Linked DNA regions of Homo sapiens: region 1 is linked to region 2. The links are chromatin loops, found by intact Hi-C in ENCODE. Cell type or tissue: heart left ventricle. All regions are shown on one strand. Each heading gives the region's core, and the rest is flanking DNA. Links, peaks and the distances in the headings are about the cores only.

Evidence for each region. Peaks named below come from ENCODE experiments on the same cell type or tissue, not always from the same donor. Only the 100,000 strongest peaks of a DNase experiment are listed, where the experiment ranks them.
Region 1: a loop joins it to region 2, with 2.5 times the contacts of the local background. A loop is called at or near these places in 18 of 110 quality-filtered maps.

The regions. Positions count from the first base shown.
Region 1 is chr16:74,621,089-74,627,257 of GRCh38, forward strand. RFWD3 (ring finger and WD repeat domain 3) reads right to left here. Exons shown (of 13, transcript NM_018124.4): 12 at 5,255-5,466; 13 at 311-2,983. The coding sequence ends at 2,840. Among named protein-coding and RNA genes, the nearest start is that of GLG1, 17 kb to the left of the region's middle. RefSeq lists an enhancer at 1-172. In heart left ventricle, for the core only: CTCF peaks have their summits at 2,331 (motif pointing left) and 2,531; no DNase peak of the experiment used is centred there.
Region 2 is chr16:74,497,015-74,507,695 of GRCh38, forward strand. GLG1 (golgi glycoprotein 1) reads right to left here. Exons shown (of 26, transcript NM_001145667.2): 4 at 6,517-6,732. Among named protein-coding and RNA genes, the nearest start is that of CLEC18B, 81 kb to the left of the region's middle. RefSeq lists an enhancer at 8,673-9,172. In heart left ventricle, for the core only: no CTCF peak of the experiment used is centred there; no DNase peak of the experiment used is centred there; H3K27ac peaks cover 1,108 bases.

The DNA.
Region 1 (6,169 bases), core at 1-5,000, 120 kb after region 2:
CCAACATGCTGAAACCCGTCTCTACTAAAAATACAAAAATTAGCCGAGCATGATGGCGCACACCTGTAATCTCAGCTACTCAGGAGGCTGAGACAGGAGAATCTCTTGAACCTAGGAGGCGGAGTTTGCAGTGAGCCAAGATGGCGCCACTGCACTCCAGCTAGGGCTACAGAGCAAGATTCCGTCTCAAAAAACAAACAAACGAACAAACCCGAGAAATCTACCAGGTTGGGATTATATCCCTCTCCCAAGAGGCAGACATGTTCCTGCCTCTAGAAGTGAAAGAGACAAAAGGCACTAGGAGCCATTATACATAGCAAATTCTTTATTTTCATATTAACAGTAAAACATAAAACAGAAACATTAAAACAGGGCATAAACAGAGTTCCCATGGCCCTGTTTTCAAAGCAGGGGCAAGAATACATACAATGACAAGACATTTTGAGTTCGTTTAACTCCAAATCCTCAAGTGGGGAAAAAAACTTAGAGGTAGTGACAAAGGAATATGGTGGGGCAGAGACTGGTGGAGCCCAGAAGACTAAAGCCTGGATTTATAAATGTGATGTCCTACAACGGGGACTGGGAATGGCATCAGGGTTTTTTTTTGTTTGTTTGTTTTTTTTGAGATGGAGTCTTGCTCTGTCACCGAGGCTGGAGTGCAGTGGCGCGATCTCGACTCACTGCAACCTCTGCCTCCCAGGGTTCAAGCAATTCTCCTGCCTCAGCCTCCCAAGTAGCTGGGACTACAGGCATGCGCACCACTGCACCCAGTTAATTTTTGTATTTTTAGTAGAGATGGGGTTTCACCATGTTGGTCAGGCTGGACAAGGCTTTTTTTCTTTGGAGAAATCACTCACGATCGTATGAATTTGCTTCCAAAACATCCAAATTTAATGTACTAATGCAAGGACTGGTAAGACTTAAGATTCACATAACGTCCCTCATAGTTAAGTCTCTTGCTTCCTACTATTAGTGGAATCAATCAGCATCAGGTACTTCAAAGAAAGTCAAATCCTAAGCCTGCCCAGGCCCAAAGACAAAGCCAGCCAGGACCTGACCACCTGTATCCTCTTGGTGGCAATCTGCTGAAGCCAGATGAGTTCTGCTTTTTAATTCCAATCCTATTCTGCCACTGAAACTAGGCCTGGGCAACCACTCTTAATCATTAACATATCAAAAGGAGTATCTCCTCTGAGAAAAGAGCTTTTCTCAGGTTCTAGAAGCTAGCTTTTACAAAAGACGTCTTCAAATAGGGGCCGGGTGCAGTGGCTCACGCCTATAATTTTGGCACTTTAGGAGGCTGAGGTGGGAGGATTGCTTGAGGCCAGGAGTCCAAGACCAGCCTGGACAACGTAGTGAAACATCTATTTCTACAAAAAAATTTAAAAAAGGAAAAAATTATGTCCTAAAATATTAAAGGGTCATTAAAAGGCACAACTAGAACTTGGAACTCTGGGGAAATCTAGTGCAACAACCCCTTGCCGGAGAGAAAGATCCTAGAAACAGCTCTTGAATTGACAGGTCAGAAGTGTTTTATAATAAAAACGATAACAACTCTTCAATAATCATTTGAGAAAATCAGACTGTTAAGCCATTTTCTCCCATGAACAGGACACTGACCTGCCCACATCTTGAAGCATATTCTGTTGTGGAAGTGGGTTGGCAAAGTAGTCTGAGGCAAGGCAAAGAAATACAAACTGAGCCCTAGAAAAGGTTAGGGAGGCAAATCAAAGGAAACTGGAATCAAACATCAGCTTCACATGGGGAAGGCTTTAACTGGATAACTGGAATGTATAAAGAACACTTAAGAACAGCCCCTCAGTCTGAGGAATTGGCTTTATTTAGATAGGAACTCTCAAAATGGGAGACAAGTTCTTCTCATGTTTTCAATAGCAGTCTGAATAGCTTTTGTAAATTCTCTTATGTCTTTTCTCCTGATCTCTGACACTAGGGGAGACTCAAGTAAAAGCTTTGACCTATCACTCATCTTTTCCTGGCAAGAGATAGTGTTCTTCAAAGCACTAGCTTGGATAAAACCAATCCTGAGATCCTAAGCTGGCTAGAAAAAACAAAATCTTCCCCACCGCTCAAACAACTGGCCTCTTTCCTTACCTTTCGCAAAGCAATGAACTTAATGCACTAGGCATTAGCAAAGGGAATCGTTCACTAGCTGCTTCCATCACTGGGCCTGCCAATGTCCCAGCACTTCACACCTGGAACACAAGTGTTATTGCCACAAAGCACACCCAGGTGTGCTATCACACACTTGTGTGGAGATGAGACAAGTTACTAAAAGATTGTCAGCCTTCAAGGTCAGAAATAAACCGGACACAAGGTTCTACAGTGCCCTCTTGTGTTCAACTGAATAATACTCTTTTACATCTACGTTGCATCAAATCAGTACCAAGACGATGGTTAGTCCCTTCAAGGATACTTAAGTGACAGGACAACTCAGATGGGATGTCATATTCCCCAGAAAATGCTTGATGCCCACTCACATCCTAGATGATGAGAGGACACTCTCTAAGGTCCAGAAAGTCACACAGAAAATAAAGAAAATAAGAATTTCCAACATACAATAATGGTTAATGAAGGCTTTAAACCCAAGAAATGGATAATGTAGATAAAGTACCCATCAATTACTCTTTTAGTGGACATAACAGATACACAATCTGTAGTGTCTCAGTGACCTAGGGTCCTAGAATCATACTAATGCAAACAAACCATGATTCCCAATGTTCTAGACTGCAGACAATAAACAGGGATCTTGCTTGGGGCTGCTAGGCGCTAGCAAACAACATCTAACCAGCAGCATGCCTTCAAGGTTTCGAGACCACAGTCACTCCCACTTATAGATGTGGACCATCTTCTCTGTTAAGGTAGCCAAGTAGCTGTTACGGTTCACCTCAAATGGGCAGATGTCCAACACAGGCTGATCGGTCTGTAGGTCCTGGAGCAACGAGCCACTGGCAGCATCCCACAGCTAAAGAACACAAGCAGAGGGAAGGGTCAGGAGTCAGTCAGTACACGAAGGGACTTCCATTCTTCATCATCTAACAAGTCTGAAAGGCTGCAGAGAGAACACTACCTGGAGAGCAAAGCAGGCTGTCCCTAACCTTTGCAAGGTTGTTCAAAGTCAGCACACCTGACATAGTTCAGGTACAGCCTCACCTACTGTAATCAGCAATTAGTCTACCTGTAAGTGGACCTGAAATAAAGCCCAGCTTCCATTCATTCAATGTGCCAGCCTCTTCTAGGGACAGAAGGGTCAATAAGATAAAGTCCCTGTCTTTGCCCTCATGGAACTCACCCTTTTTTTTCTTTGAGACGGAGTCTCACTCTTGTCACCCAGGCTGCAGTGCAGTGGCACGATCTTGGCTTACTGCAACATCTGCCTCCTGGGTTCCAGCGATTCTCATGCCTCAGCCTCCCAAGTAGCTGGGATTACAGACATCCACCACCACGCCCGGCTAATTTTCTTGTATTTTTGGTAGAGATGGGTTTCACCATGTTGGCCAGGCTGGTCTAGAACTCCTGACCTCAGGTGATCCACCCACCTTGGCCTCCCAAAGTGCTGGGATTACAGGCGTGAGCCACCGCGTCTGGCCTCTAAAAATTTATTATTGGCCAGGCATGGTGTCTCACACCTGTAATTCCAACACTTTGGGAGTCTGAGATGGGAGGACAGCTTGAGGATAGGAGATTGAGACCAGCTGGGGCAATACAGCAAGAATCCAATCTCTACAAGAAAAAATTAGCCAGGTGTAGTGGTGCATGCCCGCAGTCCCAGCTACTCAAGAGGCTGAAGGAGGATTGCTTAAGCTGAGGAGTTTGAGGCTACAGTGAACCATGATTGCACTACTGCACTCCAGCCTGGACCGAGTAAGATACTGTCACTTAAAAACAAACAAACAAACAAACAAAAAGAAATGAAAAATATTTTGAAGTATTAAAAAGTAGAGCTAGCCGGGCATGGTGGCACACACCCATAGTTCCAGCTACTTGGGAGGCTGAAGCACAAGAATCACTTGAACCCAGGAGGTGGAGGTTGTAGTAAGCCAAGATTGCACCTCTGCACTCCAGCCTGGGCAACAGAGCAAGACCCTGTCTCAAAAAAAAAAAAAAGTAGAGAGGGACAGAAAAAAAAAGGTAGAGAGCACGGTGGCTCATGCTTGTAATCTTAGTAGTCTGTGAGGCTGAGGTGAGAAGACTGCTTGAGCCCAGGAGTTTGAGACCAGCCTGGGAAACATGGCAAAACCCTGTCTCTACTAAAAATACACAAATTAGCCGGGTATGGTTGGTGTGCACCCAGCTACTTGGGAAGCTGAGGCACAAGAATTGCTTGAACCTGGGAGGTGGAGGTGGCAGTGAGCCGAGATTGCGCCTCTGCACTCCAGCCTGGGTAACAGAGCGAGACCGTCTCAAGAAAAAAAAAAAAAGGACAGACCAGGCGCAATGGCTCACGCCTATAATCCAACCTTTTTTCTTCTGCCATTGACTTGTTGTGGAAGCCAGATCAGCTGTCTTATAGAACGCCCACAACCCGGACTTGTGTATATGCTTTCTGTGCTATCATTAAACTTGTTCTCCTCTATTCCCTGCAACTCCAGTCAATGAAAGTTAGCGCTAGCTTCTAGAGTGGCACTATACAATATGGTGGCCTCTAGTCACACAAGTTTATATTTAACTTGATTAAAATTAAACATTAAGTTCTTCCTTGGCACTAAGCACACTTTAAGTGCTCATGTGACTAGTGTGACTGTACTGGACAGTGCTACTCTAGGCCTTAATCAGACTCAGGTTCAAGAACATCTCAGCTGGGTGCAATGGCTCACGCCTCTAATCCCAGCACTTTGGGAGGCCAAGGCCGGCAGATCACTTGAGGTCAGGAGTTCCAGACCAGCCTGGCCAACACGGTGAAACCCTGTCTCTACTAAAAATACAAAAATCAGTCGGGCATGGTGGTGGGGTGCCTGTAATCCCAGCTACTCAGGAGGCTGAGGCAGGAGAATCACTTGAACCCAAGAAATAGAGGTTGCAGCAGTTCAGTCAAGATCTACAAAGCAATACGGAAAGCACGACTCATGGAAACCAAGCAATCTCACATACACACATATGCGGATATGTGGGATTACAGAGCAGAACTTACACTTTTTTGCTATATGAGCTTCTGTAAAAAAAGTTCATGTTTTCCCTTACCAATATTTTAAGCAAAACTACTTTTTATATGAAAGTAAAAAAGTAACAGGCTCACCAGGGCAGAATTTGCTGCTTCATCCCCAGTACACACCAGGATGTTGCCATCATTCTCTGGGCTTTGGAAAATGGCATTTTTGGTCAATAGTTTGCAAGTAGGTCCTCCAAAAAATGTATGTACAGGCTGGCAGGAGCAGATTGGATTTCCAGTGTCATCCAGTCGGTAGGACATTTCCATCAGCACACTTCGTATGGTGGTGTGATTTTTATCTATGGGACAGAGAAATCAGTGCTGCACCATGGGGACGCTACACAAAAAATTAACCAAGTACCCAAACCTCACACGCTTACAACCTAGTTGGATGGAAAAGCCATAAATGCATTAAACCATCAAGAACAGTTACAAAACAAATGAAAGAACAATATCACAGCATCAATGAAATTTAGAACCGTAGGCTAGCATCAGTGAAATTTAGAACCATAGGCTAGGAATCAAGTTATCTACAATAGCTTTTTGCTTAAGAGAAAAACAATTCTGTGAGTTGTCTGTTTTAGTAAAATCAGTCTCCTGCCAGACCTCTGCTAGGGGATTTCTCTCTCAAGAATTCTCAGTAAAAGGTTTTTCCCTTCCCCCAGTGAGAACCTCATTAGCCCCTGGGACTGCACATTTTTATAAAGTGAAAGCATGCTATTACAGAAAGGGAAACATGTATCTGAAATTCTGCTGGGAGGCAAACAAAAGCAAGATAACAAAATAGGACCCCCAGGCTTTGTACACCAGTCACAACAAATCACAGTCTTGGAGACAGCCGAGCTGTGGGATGATGAAGAGCCAAAGGGTCTGAAGTGGTACTGGGATGTTTCTCAGCTCAAACAAAACTTAAAAACATGAGTAGACCCACCCACAACTAGCAGAAGTGTGAGCATTTAATGACTAACTCTGACTATACATCTGCCTGACTGTTACAAATGT
Region 2 (10,681 bases), core at 3,451-8,450:
ATGTCTGTAATTTCAGCACTTTGGAAGGCCGAGGCAGGTGGATCACCTGAGGTCAGGAGTTCGAGACCAGCCTGGCCAACATGGTGAAGGCCCATCTGTACTAAAAATACTAAAAATACAAAAAATTAGCCAGGCATGGTGGTGTGCGCCTGTAATCCCAGCTACTCAGGAGGCTGAGGCAGGAGAATCACTTGAACCCAGTAGGCGGAGGTTGCAGTGAGCCGAGATCGTGCCACTGCACTCCAGCCTGGGCGACAAGACAGAAACTCTGTAAAAAAAACACACACACACACACACACACAAAAAACCACATCGGCTCAAAGTTCTGGTCATAGTTCATGTCAAGACTGAAATTACACTGCTGAAATCTCTGTTCATTTGTCTCTAAAAACCAGGCATTTCCCAAATAACAGTGCTTGCTTTTTTTTTTTTTTTTTTTTTGAGACGGAGTCTCGCTCTTTCGCCCAGGCTGGACTGCAGTGGCGCTATCTCGGCTCACTGCACGCTCCCACTCCCGGGTTCACTCTATTCTCCTGCCTCAGTCTCCTGAGTAGCTGGGACCACAGGCGCCCGCCACCACGCCCGGCTAATTTTTTGTGTTTTTAATAGAGACGGGGTTTCACCGTGTTAGCCAGGATGGTCTCGATCTCCTGACCTCGTGATCCGCCCGCCTCGGCCTCCCAAAGTGCTGGGATTACTGGCGTGAGCCACTGCGCCCGGCCAACAGTGCTTTCAGTCAAGTTAAAAACCAACAAACCACATAATCCACTAAGAAGTTAGAGACTTTCTTGCTCCTTTCCCTACTCTGTGGTGTCCACAAACATCCCAATATGTAGAATCTGTTGTTTAATACTCACGTTGATGTTCTGGATTTATCTTAATGGGATTTAACAAGATTACCACTGTTTACACAAAACGCTTCTGAGAGTTTTCTTAAAAACCATCCAATTATCTTTAATTGTACACTTCATCATCCCCATAGCAACCACAAACATTCATTCATGCAAAATATGAGATAGTTCCCCTAAATATTTTCTATTCAAGAGTCCTAATCTATACTTACAAGATATGTTTCAACAATTTAAGGTATAACCACTAATATAGCAAACCAAAGCATCTTAAAATATAGTGCTATTAGCCCGGCACGATGGCTCATGCCTGTAATCCTAGCACTTTGGGAGGCCAAGGTGGGCGGATCACGAGGTCAAGAGTTCAAGACCAGTCTGGCCAACACAGTGAAACCCTGTCTCTACTAAAAATACAAAATATCAGCTGGATGTGGTGGTGTGCACCTGTAATCCCAGCTATTCGGGAAGCTGAGGAAGGAGAATCGCTTGAACCCAGGAGGTAGAGGTTGCAGGGAGCCGAGATTGCACCACTGCACTCCAGACTGGGAGGTGCAGTGCAAGGCTCTGTCTCAAAAAAAAAAAAAAGTATATATATATATATATATTATATTTTATATATATATTTTATATATAGTGCTATCATTTATACACACGCAATTAAAATCTTGTTATAATAAAATACCTATCTATGAAATAATCTGCATATAATAAAAAGATTCTGGCCAGGCGTGGTGGCTCATGCCTGTAATCCCAGCACTTTGGGAGGCCGAGGCGGGTGGATCATCTGAGGTCAGGAGTTCGAGACCAGCCTGGCCAACATGGTGAAACCCTGTCTCTACTAAAAATTCAAAAATTAGGTGGGTGTGGTGACACGTACCTATAACCCCAGCTACTCAGGAAGCTGAGGCGAGAGAATTGCTTGAATCTGGGAGGCGGAGGTTGCAGTGAGCTGAGTTAGTGCCACTGCACTCCAGCATAGACAACAAGAGTGAACTCCGTCTCAGGCAAAAAAAAAAAAAAAAAAAAAGATTCCTAAAACCAAGTAGCGTAACATCTACTTCAGACAAAATTTCAAATCAACCAAAGAATGTATTTTTTTCTATTTTAATTAAAGGATTTGTCTATAGCACCTTAATTTCCAAGTGTTTCCATGAAAGCTTTCGTGTTATCTCCTAACACACATATGAAGAAAGGACACAGCTCTGATATCTACTGCGGACATGAATGAACAGAGGCTCAGAGGAGTTAACTAACTCATTTGAGTTGTAGAACATGAAGTGTCTAGCTAACAGTCCATTATTTATTTATGGGGTTAATCTGGGTGAGTGGGTGGAGTCTATAAAACTCCTAAAACTTGTTTGTTGTTGTTGTTTAACTTTCATTTTTATTTATTTAAGAGACAGGGTCTTGCTCTGTTGCCCAGGCTGGAGTGCAGTGGAGGGATCACAGCTCACTGCAGTCCCAAGCTCCTGGGCTCAAGTGATTCTCCTGACTCAGCCTCCCAAGCAGCTGGGACTAGAAGCACACACCACCACCCTCAGCTATGGAACACTGTGTTTTTTACTGTACCTTTCCTATGTTTATATGTACTTATATACACAAATACTATACTTGTGTTATAAATGTCTCCAGTATTTCAGCATAGCCACATGCTGTACAGGTTTGTAGCCTAGGAGCAATAGGCTATACTACATAGCCTAGGTGTGTAGTAGGCTATACTCTATGATACTCACACAGTGATCAACTTGCCTAACAACACATTTCTCAGAACGTGTCCTGGTATTCTCATTGTATCCTCATCGATAAGCAACGTGTGACTAAATGTAACTACACTGGCATTAGGTCATAACAACACTTCTGGCTGGGCACGGTGGCTCACGCCTGTAATCCCAGCGCTTTGGGAGGCCGAGGCAGGTGGATCACAAGGTCAGGAGATAGAGACCATCCTGGCTAACACTGTGAAACCCCGTCTCTACTAAAAATACAAAAAATTAGCCGGGCATGGTGGCAGGCACCTGTAGTCCCAGCCACTCAGGAGGCTGAGGCAGGAGAATGGCATGAACCTGGGAGGCGGAACTTGCAGTGAGCCGAGATTGTGCCACTGCACTCCAGCCTGGGCGACAGAGTGAGACTCCGTCTCAACAACAACACCAAAATAAAAAAAAACAATACTTCTCTACTAGATGTTTCCATTCATTGTAACTTTCAGATAAATATTTTTTTCAAATAAGGGTATTTCAGGAGTTCCTCGGAGTCTCTGAGCTTTTAGTGCATTGGAGTTTATAACTGAAAGGCATATAAATATTTGACAGCGAAGACTGCATGGTTAGTTACCAAACATTAATTAAAGTGAGGTGAACTACACACCTGCACATTATGAGAAAATAAGCTCATTTAGGTTTAAAAAGTTATTAATACACAGGCTTGGCATATGAGTAATAAATTATCCTATAAATGAACTTACAATAATTTTTTGTTAACTTTATTATGGTAGAAAAACATCTGCTTAAAATCTACTGCCATTGCCTTGATCCGTTTTTAGAAGTTTGATAGGCAGTATTTTTCTTCCCCATATTCCGTGTCCTTTAACAACAACGGCCCCCACAAAAAAAAACAAAAAAAAAAACCAACAACAGATGCTAACACTAATCTCTAAATAGTAGGCGAGAACTCAGTTTTTATCTCTGCTATAAACCATTCTCTATTTCAATCCTTCTGCTGTCTTCTGTAATCTACCTCACTAGATAAAGGAAAAAGGAATATTAGAATTACTCAAATTAACTGGTTAAAAGCAGGAAATAATAAATGAAATAATAAATAATAAATGATACAGCTACCGAGAGAAAAGCATAAAAGTACTAATACTGTGGCACATGTCCGCAATTAAGTTCCTTTGTTGGCAGCCACAGTCTTTTTCTTCAGATGATGTAAATCATTTATATCTTTACTTTTGGAAATCTGCCCTTTCATTTTGACAACATTTATTATTATATAAAATTCTAAAGCCTTTATTAATGTATCTTCTTTGTTCTAAAATTTATATTAACATTTGAAAAAATCATAGTTTTGAAATCATGACATTTATGTGTTCATACAAAGGCAAGGTACAAACAGATTAACCATGAATCCTCTCCTCGGTCCTCTGGAGGAGGCCAAGTCAAAGCCAGTCATAGAAGAGTTTCAAGCTTCAGTGGCAGCAAATTTGAAACTGACAAGCCTGTTGTTTTCTGTGTTCAGAAGCTGCTTTGTTAATTTTCAGTATAAGTTTTCTATCTGAATAACTGGCTTCAGAAAAGCAAACTACGGGTTTTAGAAAAAGGCAGAGAAGAGCTGAGAACATGCCTCCCTCTTTTTTAAATTTGGCTGTAGTACAGAGTGAATGATATAGGAAGGAAGGTGTTTTTTCAGAAGTTCATGTGTGAGTCTATCTCACCGTCCCCAAAATACAAGAAAGCCTTTGATGCTGGTGTAGTGACCTGGTATAAACTGAAATTTCACCCAACTGGTAGACATACTGAAAGATTAAATGACAAAAGTGTCATTTCTATCTTTAGTCCATAGGAACAATTTTTATTATTTTATCTAAGTGAATAAACAATCCTGTCGTGCCTTTTGGCTCCAGCAGTACTATTTTCTGCAATCGTTTCAGTCACTACAGACTTAGTAACTCATACATGGAGGTGACAATTCAGAGAGCTAGAAGGAGGCTAATCAGCTGCTACCTTGGTGGTTACCAGGCAAGAACTACTCCACAGAGGGACTGAAACGCTTGGCTTTACTGCATGGAGCACTCATCACGAGGGTGAAAAAGCCTCATTTCTGATTCCTGAAAAGTATGTTTGGAACCCTGTGGAGACTTTAAAAGGAGCCAGGTTTGGAATTGGATATAATTTTCAACATCCTAAATAAAGTCAGAAGAGCTTCCTGAATCATCAGTGACTTAAGTGCTTTTGTGTCATTTTGAGAGTCTGCTGGGAAGGAAAACACTGCGTTCTTTATTAAAGCTGTCCTTTCTTTATTTGCCTGAAAGATTTATGCCAAGCCACAGAGTTTTTCAAGACCAACTCAGTGGTACACTCGGATAAGGGATCAGGCCCTGTGCTCATATTAAGGAAAGGGCATCAGGGCTTTGGTGACAGCCAGACAATACACAGCAAGAAACCCTTCATTTGAACGGTGTGCTCAGTTCCAGGATCCTAACACCATGTCCCCTTTGTCAGTGATAGACGCCTGCCAACCATGAACAAATAGAGGGCAAAGGGACAAATGGGTTTTATTTTCCATCATATTTCCTGAACAGTAGATTAATGAGCAGCAGCAACTAATAGGTGATGCCACAGGTCTCAGGGTCCCTCTCCCACTGGCATCCATTACTTTTCAGGAGTTTTTTTCATTTTTGCTGAGCAAACAAATTCAGAATAAACCTGGCCAGATCTCTATTGTGACCTTCTGTTCAGCAGACTAAGTCAAAAAATAAGATCAGATATAACTGTGGAAGAAGAAACTAGCTAGGTAGTTATTTTCTTTCCTGTCTTTACTAAAATCAGTTCTTCTGAGATGAAGATTAATAATATATCACATTTAGAGAGGACTTTTCTTCCAACTAACTAGAAGTACCTTCACATATCTTAAAATTTTCTGATATTTTATAGATGGACAGCAGCCAGTGTGCTAAGTAATTTTTTTTTTTGTTTTTTTTGAGACGGAGTCTCACTCTGTCTCCCAGGCTGGAGTGCAGTGGCGCGATCTCGGCTCACTGCAAGCTCCACTTCCTGGGTTCATGCCTTTCTTCTGCCTCAGCCTCCCAAGTAGCTGGGACTACAGACACCTGCCACCACGCCCGGCTAATTTTGTTTTTGGTTTTTTTTTTTTTTTTTTTTTGTATTTTTAGTAGAGACGGGGTTTCACCGTGTTAGCCAGGATGGTCTTGATCTCCTGACCTCGTGATCTGCCCACCTCAGCCTCCCAAAGTGTTGGGATTACAGGCATGAGCCACCGCGCCCGGCCAGTAATTTTTTTTATACTAACAGTGGGACATATGCAGAGAAAGATTACTGAACTTGGCCGGGACCGGTGGCTCACGTCTGTAATCCCAGCACTTTCGGAGGCCGAGGCGGGCAGATCACTTGAGGTCAGGAGTTCAAGATCAGCCTGGCCGACATGGCGAAACCCCAGCTCTATTAAAAATACAAAAATTAGCCAGGCGTGGTGGTGCATGCCTGTAGTTCCAGCTACTCAGGAGGCTGAGGCAGGAGAATCACTTGAACCCAGGAGGCTGAGGCTGCAATGAGCGGAAATCCCACCACTGTACTCCAGCCTGGGAAACAGAGGGAGACTCTGTTTCAAAAAAAAAATATTAGAGAACTCAGGTCTCTCCTTTGCCAGAGGCACATTACAGGTAACCAGCAGCTGGTCTAATATTGTGAAGATAACACCACTCTTTGCAGGTATTAATTCCTCTGCTTCCCATACAGTACTGAAAAATTTTGCTACAAACACATGAAATACATTGTCAACCAGCCTTAGCTCTTAGGGCTGTCTGGACAAGTTTCTTCAATTTCAACTTAAGGTCACTCCAGTCCTAAATTTTTCCCATGTCAGTTATACAAAGCTTTTCATACACCAAATTTTAAGACCCCTTTGTTGAAGCTAACGTAGTATTAGATACCTTTTCTCCAAGCCGAATACTGCCACATTTCAGAATGTTGATGTCATTTTTGCAGTCATCCATGAAGCCACAGATTAAACGGTAATCACTAAAAATGATGGCCGTCATCTTGGTAATGTACTGGTGACACTGATACTCAGTGATGTTGCCTCGGTGATCCACCAAGCAGGAAACCATGTAACCTTTTCCAACCGGTTCATCAGCACATTCTTTAATCTGCTCAAAATAAAGTAGCTGTTTTACAAAAGTGTTCCATGCTCGTATCAAACAATATTTATCAAAGAGAAAAATGTCTGAAATTTTCCTGTTGATTTCCTAATTCTTTACTTGGAAGAAAAAAAGAAAAATGCTTAGAAATATATCCAAGGAAAACATTTAGGAATACATTCATTTTAAAGAAAAATAGTGTCATCCCTACTCAGACTGTTGTGCCTTCTAGAAAAACCTGATTAATGTGTTTTGCAAAAGAATACCTACATATCAAATGCTTAGGTAATGCTCACTTCTAAATGCAGTGAAAAGAGCTGTTAACATCTACAGCTTTGGCATGGTCCTATGAAGTCCTTGTAACCATGCAAAAAATGCAGGAGACAGCGAGGGGATGAATCTAGGGAGGAAGATTTGACAAACAGGTGCAAAAGTGAAGTCCAGCTGCATACCCTAAGCCAAGCTACACAGAAAACTATTATTGTTAGGCAAACCTAAGGGCCAAGGAGAGACAGGAGGGAAGGTGTAATATTACTTCTTGACATGACATTATTATTATTTATCTTTTGAGGCAGAGCCTTGCTCTGTCGCCCAGGCTGGAGTGGAATGACATGATCTCGGCTCACTGAAACCCCTGGCACCCAGGTTCAAGTGATTCTCCTGCCTCAGCTTCCTGAGTAGCTAGGATTATAGGAGCTCACCTCCATGCCAGGCTAATTTTTGTATTTTTAGTAGAGACGGAGTTTTGTCATGTTGGCCAGGCTGGTCTCGAACTCCTGACCCCACGTGACCCACCCACCTTGGCTTCCCAAAGTGCTGGGATTATAAGCGTGAGCCACCTCACCTGGCCTACTTCTTGACATGACATTAATGTGTTCTAAATTAACTATGGATTGAACATGTGTTTTTGAAATCAGTAGAATCCAAACTTAACCGCTGTGGTCTGGGACACATGTGGTCTGGGAAACATGTTTAAAATAATGTTCAGTGCAGTTTAGCAAGAAGTTTGGGAAGGGGAACCTAGTTTGGATGGTTTAGACATATGATCTAGTGGATCAGGCACAGAGTGATTCTGCATGGTGGTGTTCCTGCAAAGTGCATTCCAAACCACAAAATGCTAATAAAGCAAACTAGCCCCCAAATGCTGAAATTCAGGCAAAAGTAAAACCTAATAATAGAATTATAAGCTTAAATTATAAAACAGAGAAGGGTGTTTGGAAAAGAGCCTATTGCATTTGGGGAAATTAAGACAAACTGAAGTGGCAATTCTGACAAGAGGAAGGAGTTAAATGGGAATGTTTATTTTGAATATAAACAAGAAACAGTGCTTTATTTGTCCTTTGAATGCAATAGAGAGCATTCTCCCCATTAGGCCTATCTATCACAAGCATGCCCATAGGGCAAAACAAACACAATCTCCTCTTCCAAAAGGTGCTGGATGAAGGACACACCACCGAGGAATTATCCTATAGGCAACAGGTTGTCTTCACCTCTAACTCCAGTATCAAATCCAGACCACGTAAATAACTCAGTTCAGAAAAGAAAGTTGTGTTTACTTCTAAAGGGGCAAACTTGGGAATTTAGTAAATAATAGTCTCACACTGGTTTCAGAGACAGCAGAGATTTTCAACAGTCAAGATGAATGAAATTCTTTCAGTTTAACCCCAAGTAAGTTTTTGTGATGCCTAAAAGAGGGCCATGGCTGGGCACGGTGGCTCATGTCCGTAATCCCATCACTTTGGAAGACCGAGGGGGGTGGATCACTTGAAGTTAGGAGTTTGAGACCAGCCTCGCCAACATGGCGAAACCCCATCTCTACTAAAAATACAAAAATTGGCCAGGTGCGGTGGCTCATGCCTGTAATCCTAGCACTTTGGGAGGCTGAGGCAGGTGGACTGCCGGAGCTCAGGAGTTCGAGACCAGCCTGGGCAACACGGTGAAAGCCTGTCTCTAATAAAATACAAAAAATTAGCCAGGTGTGGCGGCGTGCGCCTGTAGTCCCAGCTACTTGGAAGGCTGAGGCAGGAGAATTGCTAGAACCCGGCAGGCGGAGGTTGCAGTGAGCTGAGATTGAGCCATTGCATTCCACCCTGGGCAACAGAGCGAGACTACTTCTCTAAACAAATAAACAAAAAACCCAAAATTAGCTGAGTGTGGTGCCACGCATCTGTAGTCCCAGCTACTTGGGAGGCTGAGGCAGGAGAATTGCTTGAACCCAGGAGGTGGAGGTTGCAGTGAGCCAAGATTGCACCACTGCACTTCAGCCCCGGTGACAATGAGAGACTCCATCTTAAAAAAAAAAAAAAAAAAAAAAGAGGGCCAGGACTGTATTTCCTGGAAAAGATTTTTTTTTTTTTTTTTTTTTGCCGAACAAAACAGACTTAAGTTTGAAAAGTGAAAGGAGGAATAGATGCTTGAAAATCCCAGCACTTGTAATTCAACCACAGAAAAACACTGGATACAAAACAAGACTAGTGGCAGACACCCACTTAATGAAACAGAGAAACATTTTTCCAGGCCCTAATATTGAGCAACCAAAAGTTTTAAAACATCTCAAGAGGCCAGGAGCGGTGGCTCACACCTGTAATCCCGGCACTTTGGGAGGCCCAGGCGGGCGGATCACGAGGTCAGGAGACTGAGACCATCCTGGCTAACACAGTGAAACCCCATCTCTACTAAAAATACAAAAAAAAAATTAGCCATGTGTGGTAGCAGGTGCCTGTAGTCCCAGCTACTTGGGAGGCTGAGGCAGGAGAATGGCATGAACCTGGGAGGCGGAGCTTGCAGCGAGCAGAGATCGCGCCACTGCACTCCAGCCTGGGTTACAGAGCAAGACTCCGTCTCAAAAAAAAAAAAAAAAAAAAAAACTCAAGAGAAACCAGGAGCACATTTTGAACTGTAGCCTCAATAAGAAACTAAATGTAAATTTTAGCTTCAATCACTTGAGATTTTACTGAAACAGAGATGTGGCACCTACTCATTTTTCAGCTCACTATCCATTACAACAGGGCGTGGTGTTAGAATGAGAAGTTTGCATGTTTCTTCATTCTGCTGGATAGCACTTTTTCCTTCTATCTTACTAAACTTCTAAGATGAACAGCAAAAAAGGGGCACTAAATCATCATCAACATATTTAAGAATAGGAGTAAACTCTGAAGTGGCTGGGGAGCAGATTGAAAAGGTACCATGAGCAAAATGCTGCAGTCACTCTATTTTTTGACTGGAGCCAGAAGGAAAGCAGGCAGGATTTAGCTCAATCCTGGAGATTAAGTTTGGTTTGTATTAATAGTTTACAGGTATTCTTGTGATGTTGTTTTTCTCCCTGGAAGTAGGATTCCAAAATTAAGAAAGATGATAGAATGAAAATACAGAATGAAATGTTTTGCTGGAGACTGTGTTCTTCCTGATATTTAATTTCCCTGACTCCAGTATAATCTTCCTGTGGGAGGGAGAAGTGTCCTTGTTAATGCTAATCTTTTACAAAACTAGAACACCCCAAAAGGTCACAGAGGACCATCGTGATACACACATTATATGGAAACCAGCCTAATGCAAAGAGTGAAATTATTCTAGTGAATATGTACATACTCAACTAAATTTCCCTGGGCCAATCAAACTGGTATGTATTTAATGGGACACAAAATGGGGCAAAACAAACATATGCGGGTATATATATATGTATCTCTCCAATGTGTTTTTTAAAAAAAAACTACTTATGGCCGGGCACGGTGACTCATGCCTGTAATCCCAGCACTTTGGGAGGTTGAGGTGGGTGGATCACATGAGGTCAGGATTTGAGACCAGCCTGGCCAACATGGCAAAACCCTGTCTCTACTAAAAATACAAAAATTAGCCAGTCCTGGTGGCATGTGCCTGTAATCCCAGTTACTTGGGAGGCTGAGGCAGGAGAACTGCTTGAACCCAGGAGGCAGAGGTTGCAGAGAGCCAAGGTGGCACC